Linked DNA regions of Mus musculus: regions 1 and 2 are each linked to region 3. The links are chromatin loops, found by intact Hi-C in ENCODE. Cell type or tissue: heart. All regions are shown on one strand. Each heading gives the region's core, and the rest is flanking DNA. Links, peaks and the distances in the headings are about the cores only. Region 1 has its middle 17 kb from the start of Gm32780. Region 2 has its middle 100 kb from the start of Gm32727. Region 3 overlaps Kdr (kinase insert domain protein receptor).

The links. Hi-C counts contacts between places; a loop is a spot of excess contacts. Peaks named below come from ENCODE experiments on the same cell type or tissue, not always from the same donor. Only the 100,000 strongest peaks of a DNase experiment are listed, where the experiment ranks them.
Region 1: a loop joins it to region 3, with 2.4 times the contacts of the local background. A loop is called at or near these places in 2 of 42 quality-filtered maps.
Region 2: a loop joins it to region 3, with 5 times the contacts of the local background. A loop is called at or near these places in 6 of 42 quality-filtered maps.

Annotation. Positions count from the first base shown.
Region 1 is chr5:76,023,170-76,029,374 of GRCm38, reverse strand. No RefSeq gene overlaps it. Among named protein-coding and RNA genes, the nearest start is that of Gm32780, 17 kb to the left of the region's middle. In heart, for the core only: CTCF peaks have their summits at 2,919 (motif pointing left) and 3,751 (motif pointing right); no DNase peak of the experiment used is centred there; H3K27ac peaks cover 632 bases.
Region 2 is chr5:75,873,967-75,880,171 of GRCm38, reverse strand. No RefSeq gene overlaps it. Among named protein-coding and RNA genes, the nearest start is that of Gm32727, 100 kb to the left of the region's middle. In heart, for the core only: no CTCF peak of the experiment used is centred there; DNase peaks (open chromatin) are centred at 1,561, 2,741 and 3,081; H3K27ac peaks cover 1,707 bases.
Region 3 is chr5:75,930,378-75,936,582 of GRCm38, reverse strand. It overlaps Kdr (kinase insert domain protein receptor), which reads left to right. Exons shown (of 30, transcript NM_010612.3): 29 at 203-288; 30 at 1,965-3,756. The coding sequence ends at 2,160. Among named protein-coding and RNA genes, the nearest start is that of Gm32727, 44 kb to the left of the region's middle. In heart, for the core only: no CTCF peak of the experiment used is centred there; DNase peaks (open chromatin) are centred at 2,182 and 2,822; H3K27ac peaks cover 1,533 bases.

The DNA.
Region 1 (6,205 bases), core at 684-5,683, 93 kb before region 3:
CTGAGAAATGGCTTCCTGTCATGATTTATACCAGTGCATGATGCTCTCTCTGTTAGCCTTTATTGGGAGCTGTTCATTTCACTCTTACCAGGAGGCCCTAACCAAGTACTCAGAATGGCTAACACTTTCCTCACAATTCTGACTACTGCTGAGGCTGCAACTAGCTCACTCCTTGCAGGGAGAGGAGGGCAGAGTAGGTAAACAGGGCCCCCCAGCTGTCAGCCTCCTTTCTCTTTCTTTGATCCTTCCCCTCTCCCTTGATTCAAATTGTTCTCAAATTTACAGAAAAGGAAAGTACCGTATTTTCATGGCAGATAAGAAACCCGTGTTTGGCTTTATTTTATGTGGATAGGCTCTTCAATCAGGAAGATGGCTGGGCTCCCTTCCGGTTTCCATGAACTGAGGAACACTCCACAGGGCTTGGCTTCGTCCTTTATCATTCTGATGTGAAAATCTTATTGGAGGGGAAATTGAGCAGGTAATGAGTATAGCTTACATCCTGGGGGCCTTGAAATGCAGTTTACTAAACCAAACACAAAAGACAACAGTCTAAACATAGATTCAGCCACAGTCAAGCTTTTCCTGTGAAAGAAAAACACACACACACACAAAACCCTAAGCAGGGGAACTGTCACACTTCCCATTGTTTGTCACAGGCTAGTTTGGGATTCCACAGTGACAGCTGTCAGAGGCCCAACTTTTCAGCAGAGAGGTAAAAAGCAGGGCAAAGCTGGGAATCTCTGGATCTTCATGGACTCTCAAGCCCCGATAGCCCTTGGTCTTCTTATGATAGGGCCCTTTGCTTGCTATCTTTCTTTCTTTTTTAATTTTTATTGAGTATTTTATATATTTACATTTCAATATCCCCTTTTCAGTTTTCCCCTCCACAAGTCCCCTATCCCATCCCCCTGCTTCTATAGGGTGCTCCCCTCACCCAGCCACCCACTCCTGCCTCCCTGCCCTGGCATTCTCCTACACTGGGGCATCGAGTCCCAGGACCAAGGGCTTCTCCTCCCATTGATGCCAGACAAGGCCACCCTCTGCTGTGGCTGTAGCCATGGGCCCCTCCATGTATACTCTTTGGTTGGTGGTTTAGTTCCTGGGAGCTCTCAGGGGTACTGGTTAGTTGATATTATTGTTCTTCCCATGGGGTTGCAAACCCCTTCAGCTCCTTCAGTCCTTTCTCTAACTCCTCCATTGGGGTCCCTGTGCTCAGTCCAGTGATTGGCTGTGAGTATCTGCCTCTGTATTTGTCAGGCTCTGGCAGAGCCTCTCAGGAGACAGCATATCGGGCACCTGCCAGCAAGCACTTTTTGGCATCCACAATAGTGTTTGGGTTTGGGCTGGATCCCCAGGTGGGGCAGTCTCTGGATGGCCTTTCCTTCAGTCTCTGCTCCACACTTTATCCCAGTATTTCCTTTCTCTGCCTGAGTTGTGTGCCCAGGTTGTGTTAGGGGCTGGCAGTAATTATTCTTCAGACTAAGGAATTCAGGGAAGAGTCAATCCCAACACTATAGGGTCAGATGTCTTTCAGGCTGCAAAGTTTAAGATGAGAAGGACTGAGAAGTCTGATTTAGGTGATGTTCTCATCTCTCTGCTGTGAGATTCTGGGGGAATCATTTTCTAAAGGATGTCAGGAAGCCTAGAAAGGCCAGAGGTTCTGATGGTGACAGTGGAGTCCCAACAGGTGCAGAGAGATATGCAGACAGAAAGATGAAGGTAGTTAGAGGTTGGAATCTGCTCTGTCTATTCAGGGTGAAGGAGGGGGCTGAGCGGGAGTTGTTGAGGCAGAAGATGCCAGTTGAATGTGAGTGGAGAAAGACCTCACACTATGTTAGGAACTGATAATGGGGCGAATGGTTGCTTCCAGGAAGAGCAGCTCTGGTGAGATGTGGGTTTTAAAAATGGTTCTTTGGAAAGAGGCTTTGGTTATAAAAGAAAAGAACCAGGAAGATCAAAGCAGTTACTTAGTTTTAAAGCCGGGAAGAGCATAAAATACCGCATCATTGAGCGACAACAGCAGGTGAACACCTGATACACACGCACAGATACACACACACACACACACACACACACACACACACACACACACACACACACAGATACACACACACATCTTGGAAAGAGGAAAGCACACATTATTCTCTATTTAATGTATCTATTTTTGGCAGTATATCCTTATCCCACTGGTCTTTATTTTTTTTAGCAAATATAGTCCCAGGCCCTCAAGAAGCCAAGAAATAGTCTACATCCTGGGATGAATAAGGAGAACCAGGTCTCCTGCTTTTCCTGGGGCACCCTCCACCACATGATACTGCAGCCAAATTGGATAGGCGGTAATCCAGGTCTTTACCACCAGGGTGAGTTCTTTGGAGGCTGCGCCCTTGAGTAAATATGAGAACAGATAAATCTTGGCTTGCGCCTAATGTGCTCTAGTGGCCTGAAGAGAGTTTCATTTGTTCCCCTCAGAGAGAGGATTTTTCCATACTGTGGGGTTTCAAAAATAATCCGTGGTGGCCACGGCTCATGTGCACACCGAGGTCAGAGGTCAGTGTTTCTGGAGGAGGAAACAGCAGGGTGTGAGGGATGTTGGGCTGGGGAGTCCAACATCCCTCACACCCTGCTGACTTGGGTTAGCAGTCTCTGCTCTGCCTCTTTGCACCTGTGTGATCCTGGCTAAGACACTTGCCAGTCAGGCTCAGCTTCTTTGTAAAGTAGATAGATGTGTTACAGGACCTACCTCGAGGGGCTGTAACGATTCAAGAGAATGGTGTGCATACTGATGTTGGAAGAGCTCCTGGAACTTAGCAAGTGCTTAGTGATGCCTTGGCTATTGTTGGTATTATTATCTTCTTTAAGACATGGCTGAAGTGTTCTACAGTGCTGTGACATTTGAGCTTCGGTGCCATCTAGTGGCTGGGACACTTCAGACGATGTTGTAAGTCTTGGGGTTACCTTCACAGGTGACAAGACAAAACAAAAAAGCAAACACAAAAACACACCAACCATCATCAACAACAACAAAAATCCCTGGTTTTCTCTGTCAATACAGATCTCTTTACATGTCTAGGCTGAATACAGAGAATAACTTTGTCTCTGCAGGCAAAAAAGGGAATTTGATTATGGGCCTTTTGTGCCTTTTCTCCCTTGGACTGGCCATACAGGAAGTCCTGTGTTCATAATGGATATAGCAGCCCCTGGGGCAGGACAGACCTGTCAGGTTTGCAAGTTACCAGTTGAAGGACTTCAAAAATGACTTGGCAAAGAGTAACTATGGTAGAATTGAGTGGTCAAGGGAATGTGTACAAATGTCTAACATAAAGCCTGTTGTACATGAGGTCAGGAATTTGCAGTAGATTCTTAGGCTAAGGAAGTATTCCATTGGTTAGTTCATTCATTCATTCATTCATTCATTCATTCAACGACTATGGAAAACATACCATGTGCCTGGAGCTGATCTAGATGCCATGCACGGAAGTCAGAGCTTCTCTGAATTTGTGTTGAGAGCCACAAATCCAAGAGATGATCCGGGTGTGAGTACCACTGGGGAAGTTATGGACCGAACAAAGGGCTGTCCACAGAGCATAATTTCCATCACAGACATAACCTATTCATATATACTTACATGGAATGTTAGCCTGAGCAGAAGGTTAAATATCTTTTAAAAGATTGTATTACTTATTTATTTAATATGAATTATGTGCACATGTGTGTATCCGTGTGTGGGAATGTGAGTGCAGGTACCCACAGAGTCCAGAAGGTGGCATTGGGTCCTTTGGAACTAGAGTCACAGGCAGTTGTAAGTCGCCTAATATGGGTGCTGGGATTTGAACTGAGATCCTTTTCAAGAGAAATGTGTGCTCTTAGCTGCTGAACCATCTCCCATCTCTCCTGCCCCAGAGAAATAGGTTTCCTTTAAACGTTACTACTATATTATAATGATTTTTTGTTGTTGTTGTTAGTAGGTGAAAAATGGAAGTTCCTCAAGGAAAGAGTTTTTGTTTTTTGTTTTTTGTTTTTTTTTTTTTTTTTACCTAATTTGCCTAGAAACATGGTGTGAGCTGGTGGTGGACCTGGAGTCTCCATTAGTGTGCTGTGGTCTCAGGGCAATGGTTCAACTGGCTCAGGGGACCTCAGCCACTTGTTGAGGTGTTAAAGAGCACGGTGTTTACTTTTTACCTGTAGGTTAGCAATCTCATTATCTCCTCCCTCCCCCTCATGAGCCTGAATATTTTCTTGATTAATTTTCTAGGAGCTTAGCAAGTTTCTTACAATTTGCTTTAGTAAATCACCCAGAGGTATATATGTCAGACCTGGATGAATTCTTAGATTAGGTCCTAAGAGAATGGGCTTTATAAAGGGCTTGGGGGAAGGGTGTTGAGAAGGAGAGAAAGCAGGTGTGATGCTCAGGAAGAATAAAGTATAATAATATAGTAGGTATAAATGCTGATGAGAGCTATCCATGTACAGGAGATATTTATACCAATTAATAATAACAGTATATATCTTTCATAGAATCATAAAGGCTTTAAACTAGACGGGCACTTCCTACACCAGATGGTTTTCTCTGTTATATCTCCACATGGAAGAACATCCTGAAGTCCAGCTGAGACCCTGTAGTATGGCTTTCCCACATATCAAAATGGAACAGAAATTTAAAAGATGTCAAGAAACCCACGGCCTGGAGAATGTCTAAGTCTCAAATGTCCCCTAAGTGAACGGTGCTTGGGAATTTCCAGATAATGGCGATAAGGATGGTCCAATGGCATTCATTCCGTGCCCCCACGGCCCCTCAACTACTCTTCCCCACATGGAGAAGGAAGCTATGGTGTGTCTGCTGCACGAAGCCCATTGAGTCTCTGGGATCTGCTGGTTTCTTTCTGAATCCTGCCTTCCTGCTTCAGGGCTCCAGCTAAAGCTTCCTGAAGAGAAAACACCTTCCCCGAGCCCACTTGGCAGGCTGCTTCTTAAATTAATTTCCCTTCGCGTAGATACATTCCTCAGACCCTAGAGGATAATCAAGCAGTTTATTTTATAGTAGTTCAATATCAGTGCCAATCCTCAGGGTTGGGGGCCTTTGCTAAAATTCTACATTTTTTTTTTAACATTTCCTCAGTAGGTTTCATTGTTCAGCTGATCTGTAAAAGAGAATTCTCTTCACACACCCTGGCAGAGAAGATCAGCTGATTTCTTCCATAGCTTTTTCCTGGCTTAAAAAAAATAAAAACAAAACCAAAAAGATGGCTTAATAAATGTGGCTTTACCTTTTATAGTAAAGGTACTGAGAGGTGGGCGTGGTGGTGTAAGGTTGTAGTCCCCAGCATTTTGGAGTCTGAGGCCTGGTGATCTCACAGTTGAGGCCGGTCTTAGCTATATAGGAAGTATCTGCCACAAACGAACTTTTCATGCTTTCTCTAGGTTCCATTGTTGCTACTGCTGAAGCTTGCCCCAAAGATTCTGTTCTTGAGTCCATTTCTGGTGGATTCCAGGTGAAGATGACACAGCCTTCTCTTTAGGCAGCTGATTTAGGGAAGACTTGCTTACACAACTTGAATACAACTCTTAAAAACTTTTAGCCCATAGTTTGCCTTCTCCAAAGAATAGCAACGGTCTGAAACCTCTGTGTTTTCTCTTAATGGGCTCCTTTATTAAACTGGCACCATGATTTACCTATCTTAACTCTATAACGCTTATTTCTTGGTTCTGTGATGTATCCTATCTTCTATGAAGGTTGGAAGAGCTCTATTTGGTGTGTGTGTGTGTGTGTGTGTGTGTGTGTGTGTGTGTGTTTGCTTTTGACGGCTGGCACAGGAAACGCAGGGCGTAATCAGACTGTAAAACTCTAAGCAGAAAGGAGATTGTCATTTCGGCTGCAGACAAAGCAGATAACAGGCAGCTATTAACTAGTCAGAAAGATAAGAGAATGAGTTTGATTCCTCATTAAAAGCTCCCTAGTTTAAGTCTTTTAAAGAAAGGCTCTGAGTCTTTGCTTATTAAGTTACATAAACAAGGTGAAGGGCTGTGGGGGAGAATGGAAACTCTCGGTGTGACCTATAATTAGAAAATTTCCACACCGGGAATAAAAACAGAGGCGGTGTGCTGCTTCCTGACCCCACTCAGGCTTCGCCATCATGGGAGACAGATAAGAAAACACCAAGGAAGGAAACCTGAGCCAGGCTGCCTGCTGGCCCTGGTGGTGGGTGAC
Region 2 (6,205 bases), core at 492-5,491, 56 kb after region 3:
TCTGCCCCTGGTCTCCATCTTGCCACAGGGAAGGTCCTCCCCAGTGTGCTCGTGATCATAGCTGTGGCAGAGCTCCAGGGAAGGCTGGGGAAGGAGGAAGGATGGGCTGTGGAATTAAAGGAGATGGAAAAGTTAAAAGAGGGAGAACTTTTATTTTTTCAATGTGCCCCTCTGCTAACCATTATTGCAAGCTTCCTGAATGGAAACGAGTCAGGAAACCACAGTGGGACTAATAAAAGTGGACTGGGCAGCAGCTGGGGAAAGCGCCTGGTATTATTAATATTGTGAAGGGCTGAGCTGGGGCCCTTGTTCTAGCAACCTCTGACCTGTCCCCATCTCTCAGTGTTTGCACTGTTCTGTCTTGGACCAGACTTCTGTGATTTGGCCTGGATCTTCTGCAGTGGATGGAGACAAAGTGAGAAGCTGAGAGACCCCCTTCTTGGAGTTTGGTTTCTTCAGGCAAGCTGTGTTTTCTTATGCTCTTGGCTCTTCTGGCTGCACCTTGCTGTTCTGACTGCCCCATTGTCAGGTCAGGCTAATATAGGCAGCCACACTCCTTTTTGAATCCAGGTCACTACCAAGGTCAGAGTGTCCTAAATAAAAACTCAAGTGGCAGTGTTATCTATCCTGTGAGAATCTTTTCTTCCTAGTGGGGATTTTGCTCCTTGCTCTTGATAATTCTTTTCCTACTAATTTTAGCTTCTTTTTTCTGTTCAGTTATTCATCAAATGGATTTGTAAGGCGCTGGGTTTTATTGAGCACTTAGTGTGTACCAAGTAAATTCTGGAATTATAGGGGTCACTCCAGGTCGGAGACCAGTGTCATAGTACAATGGGAAATGTCCCTCACAAGTTCACATGTCTAAATACTTAGTCTCTGGCTATTGGTGCTATTATGGTAAGATATGAAACCTTTGGGACACAACGCTTGGCTCCTGGGAGCAGGTCACTAGGGGAAAGCCTTCAAAGGTTACCTACGTCTCTGCTCCTGGTCCATTAAGATGGAGAAGCCCCCACACATGCTTCCAAGCGCTGTGGACTCTCCATGCCTTCCTTGCCATGATTGACTGAGACTCTGAAACTGTGAGCCAAAACAAATGGTTTCTCCTTTCAGGTCACAGCAATGAGAAAAGTGACTAATGTAGGGTGTGAAGAAATTTGAAAGGTGAGTTGTCATGGGCCAAGTGAAGAGAGAGGCAGAAGGAACACACGCCCAACCATGGGACAAACCAAAGCCTTAGAGGAAAGGCCACACAGTATGCAGTAGCAAAGAAGAGGACCTAGAGACAGAGGCAGAGGCTAGCGAGGAGGCATAGTGACACTTTCCCAAGAACAAGGGCACTTTCTGAGGGATTTTAGCAGTGCTTCCTACAGGTTCTTGGCAACGGGGTTCACTTGGAAGCTTGGGGAGATGCCAGTCCTTCTGCCTTGATGATAGGAGAACACAGAAGTCTTTGGGGGGTGTCAGTCTTCACCTTGGCTAGGATCCACTTCAAAAGTGGCTCTGAACAGAAAGTTATTAAGAAAACTCCCCAGCCAAGGTGATGGAGAAGGGCATTAGGGATCAAGCACAGCCGAGAAGGAAGAATTCGGCTGGAAGGTTCTGTGATCCTCGGCCAAAATTCCATGAGTGCTTCGGGAGTCACCGACCGAAGCAAGGGGGGCAGGTCGCCAGGATGTATGGGCTTCTCTGTTGCCTGGTGATTTGTCTTTGGGCATGCCCTTTGAATTCCAGGTTTTATTCTTTCCTGGGGGGGCAGGAAGGGACAGAATCCTGGAAAGTGCTTGTTTTTATTCTGATCCGTTAGCCTCTCCTTTCACCTCCGATCACACCAATTCCAACACTGGACCAATTCTCACCTTTTCATCTTTGCTCCTGCTGCTCAGAGCTGTTCCTTCTGCTACCCACAGACAGCGACTATTAACATGTCTGAGGCTTTCCTAATGGTGAAGGAGAAGTATGCCAAAGTTATTGTTCACTGATCATAAGGGTTCTGCCCCTGGCCTTTGAGCAGGCGGGTGTGTCTCCCTGACCACACTCTTTTCCAAGATGCCTACCTAGCTATTTCCTTTCCATGAAGTCTTTGTTCAAATGCCACCTCCTTGCCTAGACCCACTCTAATGTTATTTAATACTAATTGCTTCCTAAAGCCTCTTACTGAGTTCTCGTTTCCCCCTTCCTGTCCCCCTATCTTACCAACCTATGCAACTGATTTCCTGATTGGGGATTTTGTTTATTGTCTATTTCTCCAAACTAGAAGATTCATTCACCGGGGGACCCAAAGCATAGCATCAGCAGCAGCTGTCATGCGGGAGCTGTTCCTTAGGGGAGCACTCATGGGTGAATGCGCTCTCTCAGCACAGCGAGGAAGGCTTGACTTCCTCTGTCTTCTCTTACTGTGTTGGTGGGGGACACCTCTGTCATCTAAGATGCACTGCCTTGGGCATAGACATTACACAACTCTGGGGTTTCCTGGAGCATCTCCAATGCACAGGCATCTTCTTGGCACACAAGAATGAAGCAAGGGACATGGAATTGTTCTCTGACAGTCTTCATGGACCAGGGGGGGTTGGGGGGGTAATAACAAGAAGCAAACACTTTGAAACCCAGAGCTGGATTTCTAAGCCTGAGAACTGCTGGGCAGGGTGAACGCTCATGAAGACTGAAAGTGTCAGGCCAGCCAACATGGGCAGCCCCCAGTCAACAAGGTCAGAGAGGAACTCCACGCAGGAAGTCATCTATTTTTGATATGCGCTGGCTTTCCTGTTTTCCTCTGTGCGTTGCTGCAGGAGCCCACTTCCAAGAGTTTTGTTGAACGCTTTCCTCTCCCCCATTTTTTTCTTCTTTTTTAAATTTGGATGCAGCCTTGGACTTCCAGAGAGCAAATGTTCTCTTGTTATTTTAAGAAAGTGGGGAGGCTGGGCCATCCGTTGGGCTGAAACAATGCTGGACTAATCTGTGGTGTCAGGGTCTCTGAGGTGGCCGTTTGAATGAGGAGGGAAAATTAGAGACACAACCCCTCACCCCTGGGGAACCTGGTGAAGGTGCTATGACCCGGCAAAGATGAAGTGCACACATGCAGAACAAACCAGCAGCCAGGAGAGTGCTCACCAAGCTGGCCAGACTTGCAGGAACCATCTGACAGTCTCTCCTCTCCTCCTATCTCACCACACCCTGTGGAACTGAAGAGAGACATTCTTTTCATGCCCAAAGCAGTCCAAGGCCCTCCTGGGTTCATTTTTCTGCCTAATTATCTGTCAAGTGACGTCTGTAGGGCTCATGTTTTCCAAGCTCCCACTACAGATTATCAGTGATTTGCTTATCCCTCCTGCTGGCTTTCACCTCTGATGCTTTTGATATCTCTGCAGGGCCAAAGTAGCCAAAGGCTGGCAGGTAGCAGAAGCAACCACAGTCAGGTTTCCTGAGCACAGGTTCTTCAAAGCAGAGCCATCACCCTGAATGAGTCTAGGCTGCCTAAAGCCAAGTGCACCAGATGCCAGTCTCTGCACCCTGGACGCTGGCTAAAGGACTTTGAGTTAGGGATGCTCCTTCCTTCCAGCTCCAGGCTGTCTCTATGACAAGCTTCCTGCCCTGAGCTTGCAGATGTTCACGTAAGCAACCCTGGGAATGGCGATCTCTAGGTGTTTACCCCCTCGGTCTCTATCTTCTGTGTGAAGTATTGAAGCCATATTGCAATGACCAAGTTGGAGATATACAAAGGTTTTTCTAGTAGTTTGGGCAGATTACTTAGGTGGGGGTGGGGTGGGGTGGGGTAGGGGGTGGGGGTGGGGTCGGGGGTGGTCACAGAATAGACACGTTCGAGCATGCTCCACCAGGATTAGCCTCTAAGCAAGAGAAGGTGGGTGATTACTCAATGCCTGACCCAGAATTTACCATGTTCAAAATGATTTTACACATCGAGCAATGTCTAAGTTAGGATTTCTATTGCTATGACAAACATCATATCCGAAAGCAATGTGGGCAACAAAGGGTTTACTTGGCGTACACTTCTACATCATAGTCCATCTCTGAGGGAAGTCAGGGCAGAAACCGAGGCAGGAACCCAGAGGCAGGAACTGAGACACAGACCCTGGACGAACCGCCTCACTGGGTTGCTCCCTATGGCTTACCCTAGGGAAAGTCAGGAGGCTGGGCCGTCTGTTGGGCTTGAGCCATGCTGGGCTGATCTTTTGTGTCAGGCTACTTTTTAATATGACCCCAGGAGCACCTACAAGGCCATCACTCTCAGTGGGCTGGGTCCTCTCACATGAATTATTAGTCCAGAAAATGCTCCAGGGGCCATTGTACAGGCAATATGAGAGACACAGTTTCTGAACCAGGGTTCCCTCTTCAGGTGACTGTAGCTTGTATCAGGATTTCAAACAACAACAACAACAACATTCAACCAGGTCAAGCAATGGGTTCAAAAGGGGTGAGGATGGAACCAAATGTTCAATAGTCCACTATGGGAAGGACAGAGGGCCAGCACCGTGTTCTGGCTGTCCAGGACAAGAGGACCTTGTAGGGAGAGAAACCATGCCTATCTCCCACCTGTTCCATTCATGGAGAATGTTTTTGTCTAAAGTACCCACACACTTTGAAAATCTTATCACTTTACTATTATAGCTCATGTCTTGGGCTATAAACAATACAAAGGATATATATATATAATTAAATATAAATTTAAATGTGAACATGAGGACCGCTGATAGGGAATTATAACAAGTGCAAAATGGGGTCAAGGAAACAAAATGACTGAGCAGTTAGAACAACAGTTCTCAACCTGTGGGTCACGGCCCCGTCGAGGGTCACATGTCCATTATGTGAAGTCGCCTAAAACTATCAGATATTTACATTATGATTCACAGATATTTACATTATGATGAAACATAACAGCAGCAAGATTGCAGTTACAAAGTAGCAACAAAAAATATTTTATGGTTGGGGGGTCACCACAATCTGAGGAACACTGTATTAAAGGGTCGCAGCATTAGGAAGGTTGGGAACCAGAGTTAGAAAAACATAGTAATTCTTTTGCCGCAGAACTTGCTAGGAGTCAAAACAAAGAAAGAGATATAGTCATCTTCAGAGGTGTTATTGTCTGCTAGGGGAAAATTCCTTTTCATGGAAACTAGAATATCCTGGGTTCCTACATCTCTGAAGTGGAAACTTCAGGTGTGACAATAGCTTCAAGCTTCAAGCTTCTCTCTGACCGATGGGCAAGGTGTGTGTAATCCTATCCCAGAGTCTTCACTGCACAGTGCCCTCTACAGAGGTGCTGGCCTGTGCCACAGTCCCACTCTGGGCCTCTGGGGCCCCATTCACAGACCGACACAGGGAAGCTGTGAGTATCCATGGGACTTTTTGGGTCTGGTAACAACGTGAAGGCTCGTAGGAAGCGCTGATATAAATGCCAATGTGGCTCCCCCTTCCTGAAATGCAGTCCCTATTTGTGCTTAGTTTGTAACGCAAATTCAGTTTCATTTCCAAGTGAGTTCCAGAGAGACAGAGCAAACAGGAATCCTTCACTGGAGAGGAAGTTAACTGCAGGGAAGCTGGTCTTCTTGTGCTGGCCAGCACAGCCAGAACATTTTAAAAAGGTTCCCTGTTATCTGGCTGCAGTCACCAAGTGAGCTGGGTGGCCTGTCCAGCCTCCTGTTATTCCCTAAATCCCATGCTCCCAGCAGCCTCCAAACCTACTTAGGCCAAGTGTCCCCAGAACAGAAAGATGGATAACAACCCTCTGACTGAGAAACTAGTCACCTCTTGATGTGAACAGGTTATAAGCCTAAAGAATACGTTATCATATGTCCTTTCTGTGGGGGCATCTCCTTGTGGACCACAGGGACTCAGGGCTGCATCTTCTATGTAAATTCTTTTCTTCTCTCAATCTGGGTTGTACGTCCACGCTTATATTTCATACTATAACTGTGCGGGGACAGAGCTCCTTAGGGAACATTGGTCCTTCTACTGTACAGTCAGGACTGGTACATTGTATATGTAAAACCCCACTGTTGCAATGAATGTTAGCTATGCATTAACCATAGCACACATATACACAGAACAGGTTCACCCGCTTGATTGTATGATAGATTAGAAATGATTTTTGCTCACCTTTCAAAATACATTCAAAGATGCCCCCCAAGTTGTTCCTTCAGTCCTCAAATTCAGGATGTGGAAAAGACCTGTGGTCATCTTCGCTTTC
Region 3 (6,205 bases), core at 413-5,412:
TGACCTTTCCTCTCTCCTTAGCCCAAGTCTACTTCCTCGAAGCATTTGCTTCCTTTGTGGCTTGCACAGTCGCTGGCTGCCATACCCTTTCCCTCTTTGGCATGACATTGAGTCCTATTGTCAGCTAGATGGATTGAGAAAGGAGTTTAAAGTAGCTGGTCACGTGCACACTCACTGTGTCATTTCACTGTCTCCTAAAAAGGACAGCCAGACAGACAGTGGGATGGTCCTTGCATCAGAAGAGCTGAAAACTCTGGAAGACAGGAACAAATTATCTCCATCTTTTGGGTAAGACTCAGCCTACTAAGGAAGAATATTTCAATACGTATTTTTGGAAGGGCATAATAAAGACATTCAGTGTAGATGTGGTTTCTTTTCTGGTGCCTTTGGAGGTTGATGACATTAATATTCCAAATTAGCAATTTGATAAAGAGGTAAAATAAACTAAGCCATGAAATTGGTGAGTCTGAAGAAAACCCTGAAGCAAGTTAGAGTATTTGGCCAATTTCTAATGACTACATTTGTGAAGGCTATGGGACTGATACGGGCCAGCAGAGTGACCTGTGGCTTCTATGGCCCTGGCCAAACTGCAAAGATGTCAGCAGGTACCATGATCCTGAAGAGTGAAGACTTTGCAGACTCTGATGGACTGTCAAACCTGTACTTAGATGGCTTTATCTGTAATTAAGAAAGATGATATATAAATACATACATATTCACTTATTTCATATATTTAAATATGATTCTTTGAGTCACTGCCTTTTCAGTTGGGGGAAAACTATTAAATTTATTCGAGTCATTCTTCCTTATGACTCAACAGGTATATATAGGCTTTGAATAAATGTACCTGATTTAAATATTAAAAAAATCTTTATGTTTCTAAGAAGAGTGGGATAAGAGTAGTTATTTGTTTGCTGGCAGGCTCATTCTAGGTAGGGAAAACCCAAGATTTGATCTACACACCAGAGAGCTGCTGTACGAGGTGGGGTTCCCTATGGACTTTTGAGTGATGTCTATACAACAACAGTAGCCACAGTAAACTTGGCCGTTTTCTTTAAGGCCCAGCAAGAAGGCATGGGCACCAACCACATGCTTCTTTCATTGACTCAAACAATAGTGACTCAGAGCTATTAGGTGGCCAGGATCATGCCTCTGTTTGAGACACAAACTGGTTTGGTGTGGGAAGTGAAGAGCGGGGCTGGGAGGGGAAACATACTTGTGGTTCTTTGAACTTACATGAAACCGTATTTGAACACAGAGTAAACAAACTCTCTCTGTGGCTTTTATCATGAATAATAAGAATAAGACCCCTTCGAGGGCAAAGCCCGAGCTTTTCGGTCCACACAGCCCACGTTTGTTAGCTTTGACATGACTACTATGTCATTGGAAACATTCTCCAGTTGCTGCTGAGTGACTGAACCCCCAATTTGTCCAAAGAATTTGGTTTGGATGAGTAAAAAACAGTTTTTGACATGTCTGGCCTGACTGTACACTAGCTTTTTTTTTTTTTCTCCCCCTCTACAAATTTATTAACATCTTTTATAGACCACTTAGCTCCCTAGGTGACCGAACAGGAAAAACACAAATGAACTTTTAGACCATCCCGATATCGTTTAATATCATGAAAGAGACCCTGTGACTTCTATCACTGTAGACAAACTTGTCAATCGTCAAGGCTGTAAAACTCTTCCATTGGTTGGGGGCTCTGCATACCTCAGCAGAACGGCCTTTTATCTCGTCTCAAGCTTGAAAGACTTGGACCCGAATAAGAGGACTTATCTGCGACTACTAGCTCATGCCAGTACCTGAGAGTAGACCTTGTCTGAGGCTGATTAGGGAATGAGAGAGAGGGGCTAGTGTCTCTGGAGGGGATTCTACTTCCTTGAGCTCGGGCTTTGGTGACTGTGTAAAGCAAATGAGCCGGCTTCCCTTTTTAATTCATTCGCTTGCTGTTTCTTCTACAGTGGAATGATGCCCAGTAAAAGCAGGGAGTCTGTGGCCTCGGAAGGCTCCAACCAGACCAGTGGCTACCAGTCTGGGTATCACTCAGATGACACAGACACCACCGTGTACTCCAGCGACGAGGCAGGACTTTTAAAGATGGTGGATGCTGCAGTTCACGCTGACTCAGGGACCACACTGCGCTCACCTCCTGTTTAAATGGAAGTGGTCCTGTCCCGGCTCCGCCCCCAACTCCTGGAAATCACGAGAGAGGTGCTGCTTAGATTTTCAAGTGTTGTTCTTTCCACCACCCGGAAGTAGCCACATTTGATTTTCATTTTTGGAGGAGGGACCTCAGACTGCAAGGAGCTTGTCCTCAGGGCATTTCCAGAGAAGATGCCCATGACCCAAGAATGTGTTGACTCTACTCTCTTTTCCATTCATTTAAAAGTCCTATATAATGTGCCCTGCTGTGGTCTCACTACCAGTTAAAGCAAAAGACTTTCAAACAGTGGCTCTGTCCTCCAAGAAGTGGCAACGGCACCTCTGTGAAACTGGATCGAATGGGCAATGCTTTGTGTGTTGAGGATGGGTGAGATGTCCCAGGGCCGAGTCTGTCTACCTTGGAGGCTTTGTGGAGGATGCGGGCTATGAGCCAAGTGTTAAGTGTGGGATGTGGACTGGGAGGAAGGAAGGCGCAAGCTCGCTCGGAGAGCGGTTGGAGCCTGCAGATGCATTGTGCTGGCTCTGGTGGAGGTGGGCTTGTGGCCTGTCAGGAAACGCAAAGGCGGCCGGCAGGGTTTGGTTTTGGAAGGTTTGCGTGCTCTTCACAGTCGGGTTACAGGCGAGTTCCCTGTGGCGTTTCCTACTCCTAATGAGAGTTCCTTCCGGACTCTTACGTGTCTCCTGGCCTGGCCCCAGGAAGGAAATGATGCAGCTTGCTCCTTCCTCATCTCTCAGGCTGTGCCTTAATTCAGAACACCAAAAGAGAGGAACGTCGGCAGAGGCTCCTGACGGGGCCGAAGAATTGTGAGAACAGAACAGAAACTCAGGGTTTCTGCTGGGTGGAGACCCACGTGGCTGCCCTGGTGGCAGTGTCTGAGGGTTCTCTGTCAAGTGGCGGTAAAGGCTCAGGCTGGTGTTCTTCCTCTATCTCCACTCCTGTCAGGCCCCCAAGTCCTCAGTATTTTAGCTTTGTGGCTTCCTGATGGCAGAAAAATCTTAATTGGTTGGTTTGCTCTCCAGATAATCACTAGCCAGATTTCGAAATTACTTTTTAGCCGAGGTTATGATAACATCTACTGTATCCTTTAGAATTTTAACCTATAAAACTATGTCTACTGGTTTCTGCCTGTGTGCTTATGTTAAAAAAAAAAAGAAAGAAAGAAACTGTTCTTTTCATTTGGTACCATAGTGTGAAGAGCTGGGAGCAATGACTGTTAAACATGCTATGGCACATCTATTTATAGTCTGTTATGTAGAACAAATGTAATATATTAAAACGTTATATTATATATAATGAACTTTGTACTACCCACCTTTTGTATCAGTATTATGTACCACTAGAGAGATTACAAGGCTTTCAGCAGCCGCTGTTGTTTTGTTAAAGACTTTGAGAAACTCGAAGGAATCCTTTCATGGAATATGCAGCTATATACCCTACCGTCTCTCTCATCTCAAACGGAGGAGGAGGAGGAGGAGTCAGGTATAATGTGAGTGTGTTCTACGTGTCCTTGTTCTCTGTTCTTAGGAGGAATGATTTCATCAAATGTTTATATGCTTTATAAACCAATAAACGTATTCTGAGTAAAGAGACCCAGTGTTATCATCTTATCACAACAGCTCCATGCCTCGTCTTCGTTACAATCATAATTCATACAGAAACACGTCCTTGTCACATCCCGAGCCCGTGGGATGTGTAGTTGTGTGGCCTCCCAGTGAACCTCAGATCTCTGGTGTGAGATCCTGGAGCAGATGCAGGAACACTTCACTGTCTAGCTAAGGTCAGAGTGTAAGATCCGTTATCGACATTTTGAGGGACTGCTTTTGTCTGAATACAAAGAGCAAAGCAAATCCCTGGTGCTAGCCTGGGTCTCCACCTCTAGCAATGCTGACCATGATTTTCTTGTGTTTGGGAAAGACGGTCTTCAGCCCAGGCTGGCCCCTATCTGCCTATGTAGCTAAGGATAGCACAGAGCTCCGGTTCTATTCTCTCCATCTCCACAGTGCAGATTGCAGGCATGCACTACCGTGTCTGGACTTCACTGACATGTTTTCTTAAATATAAGAGTTTGAAATGTTTATCTAATCAAATATGGCTATCTTTTTTTTTTAAAAAAATAGCTTTCAGGGTTTTATTTGCTTTTTTTATGAAGTACTTCTCCTCAAATCTAAAGTAATACCAAAATTTAGGGTTTTTTATTAGATTTTCATCCACCAGAGGTTTCTTTTCATACACAAAGTAAAGCAAGGTCTAATTTTTTATTTTTTTTGGCAAGCAGACTGTCAACATGGCAGTTCTATTTATGATGTGTGACTCTTCTCCCTGTAGTCGGAGAAATATCCAGATTTCATTACTCTTCAACCCTACCATCTTGCTAAGGCATTCTCCCCAATGTTATGATTTAAAAAGTAGCTGTGTGTGTGTATGTGTGTGTATGTGTGTGTGTGTGTATGTATGTATGTATGTGTGTCTGTGTGTATGTATGTGTGTATATGTGTGTGTGTGTGTATGTGTGTGTGTGTATGTATGTGTGTGTATGTATGTGTGTGTATGTATGTGTGTATCTGTGTATCTGTGTGTATGTATGTGTGTGTCTGTCTGTGTGTGTGTCTGTGTGTGTGTCTGTGTGTGTGTATGTATGTGTGTGTATGTGTGTGTATGTATGTGTGTGTGTGTGTGTGTGTATGTATGTGTGTGTGTGTTTGTGTGTGTTCCTAACAGCCAGGGATATTGCTGGGACCCATTAACCAGGCCCTGCAGGGAGCTCCTCGCCCTCCATTTTATCCAGCCTCTTCCACTAAATGAATGGAAAGAGAACCTAGGTTAGTCAGGGTGGGAAGACCCCAGAGAAAAACAGAGTTTTCTTCCCTTTCAGAGAAAAAAAAATGGCTTGGCCTCTCGAAAGTGGCTTCTGGCGTCGTTTCTGATGTCAGGAATTTGGATGCAAGCAAAACTCCACACTTTCTGAGGAATGCCTTCCTCACCCTATGCAGAATGATTACAGGTAGGGTTTGGCCTCTGCGACCTCTCTGTCTTCCACATGTCTGCTAGCTGGTTTTCCTCTCCTCTCTTGCCCCTGCATTGAAGACATGGCAGTAGCTTTTTAGAGTGCTTCTTGCTTGGTCCTAGGTTCAAATTTTTAAGTGGAGGCATTTGGTATGTTGAAGCACGGCTTTGCCTGTGCCCCCCAAGGCTTCTGCTCTCTCTCCTTCATGCCCTTCACTCCATCCTCCTCCTTGTGTCCTCTGTCTGCTCACCTTCTGTTTCTCTGCCCACCGCCCCCTTAGTGCCTGCACTCCCCTGGCAGCTCGCTTTCTATTCCACAACATCACAGGAGAGGAGAGAGCTGTGGGGAGGTTTGAGCTTCTGGTCCCTAGTCAGGCCTCCTCCTCAATGAACACTCTTGTCCTCTGCAGTGAAAAGAGAGAAGAAAATGAAAGCCATAACCTTATGCTTAGAAGTAGGTAACTTAACCGAGCTCTCCTGTCTCCCTTAGCTTCTTCCTCTCTGCCTCTGAGTCAGAGATGCATCCTTGGGCGATAAAATGTTGGCAAACTTAGAAAATCTTTAGGAAAACTGGACACTTTTCCGATACAACTGTCCTCGTTTAGAAGTAGTGGGCCTGTCTGCACTCTTCATTAGGCAGCGAGTGCAGCTCAAAAAGGGCTTAGACTCCATGTTTATAAAATCATGCTAGAGGGATAAGCTAGCTCGGTGGCCAAGAGCTTGTTGCTCTTTCAAAGGACCCAGGTTTGATGACCCAGCACCCAAATGTGATAAGCCAGCACTCACACCTGATAACATCAGCTCCAAGAAGCCTGATGGCTTCTGGCCTCCGAGGAAACCTGAAGATACATGCCGTACACTTATATCTACACAGACAAAGACATATACACAGATAGCAGAAACAGACACCAAACACACACTGCATGAATACTAACACTAATACTAATATTAAAATTAAAATTGTACTTTCAAACAAAGCTTCTCCAAGTGAAGGAGGTAGACAAAAATTTGTAAAAGAAAAAAAAAAATTGACAG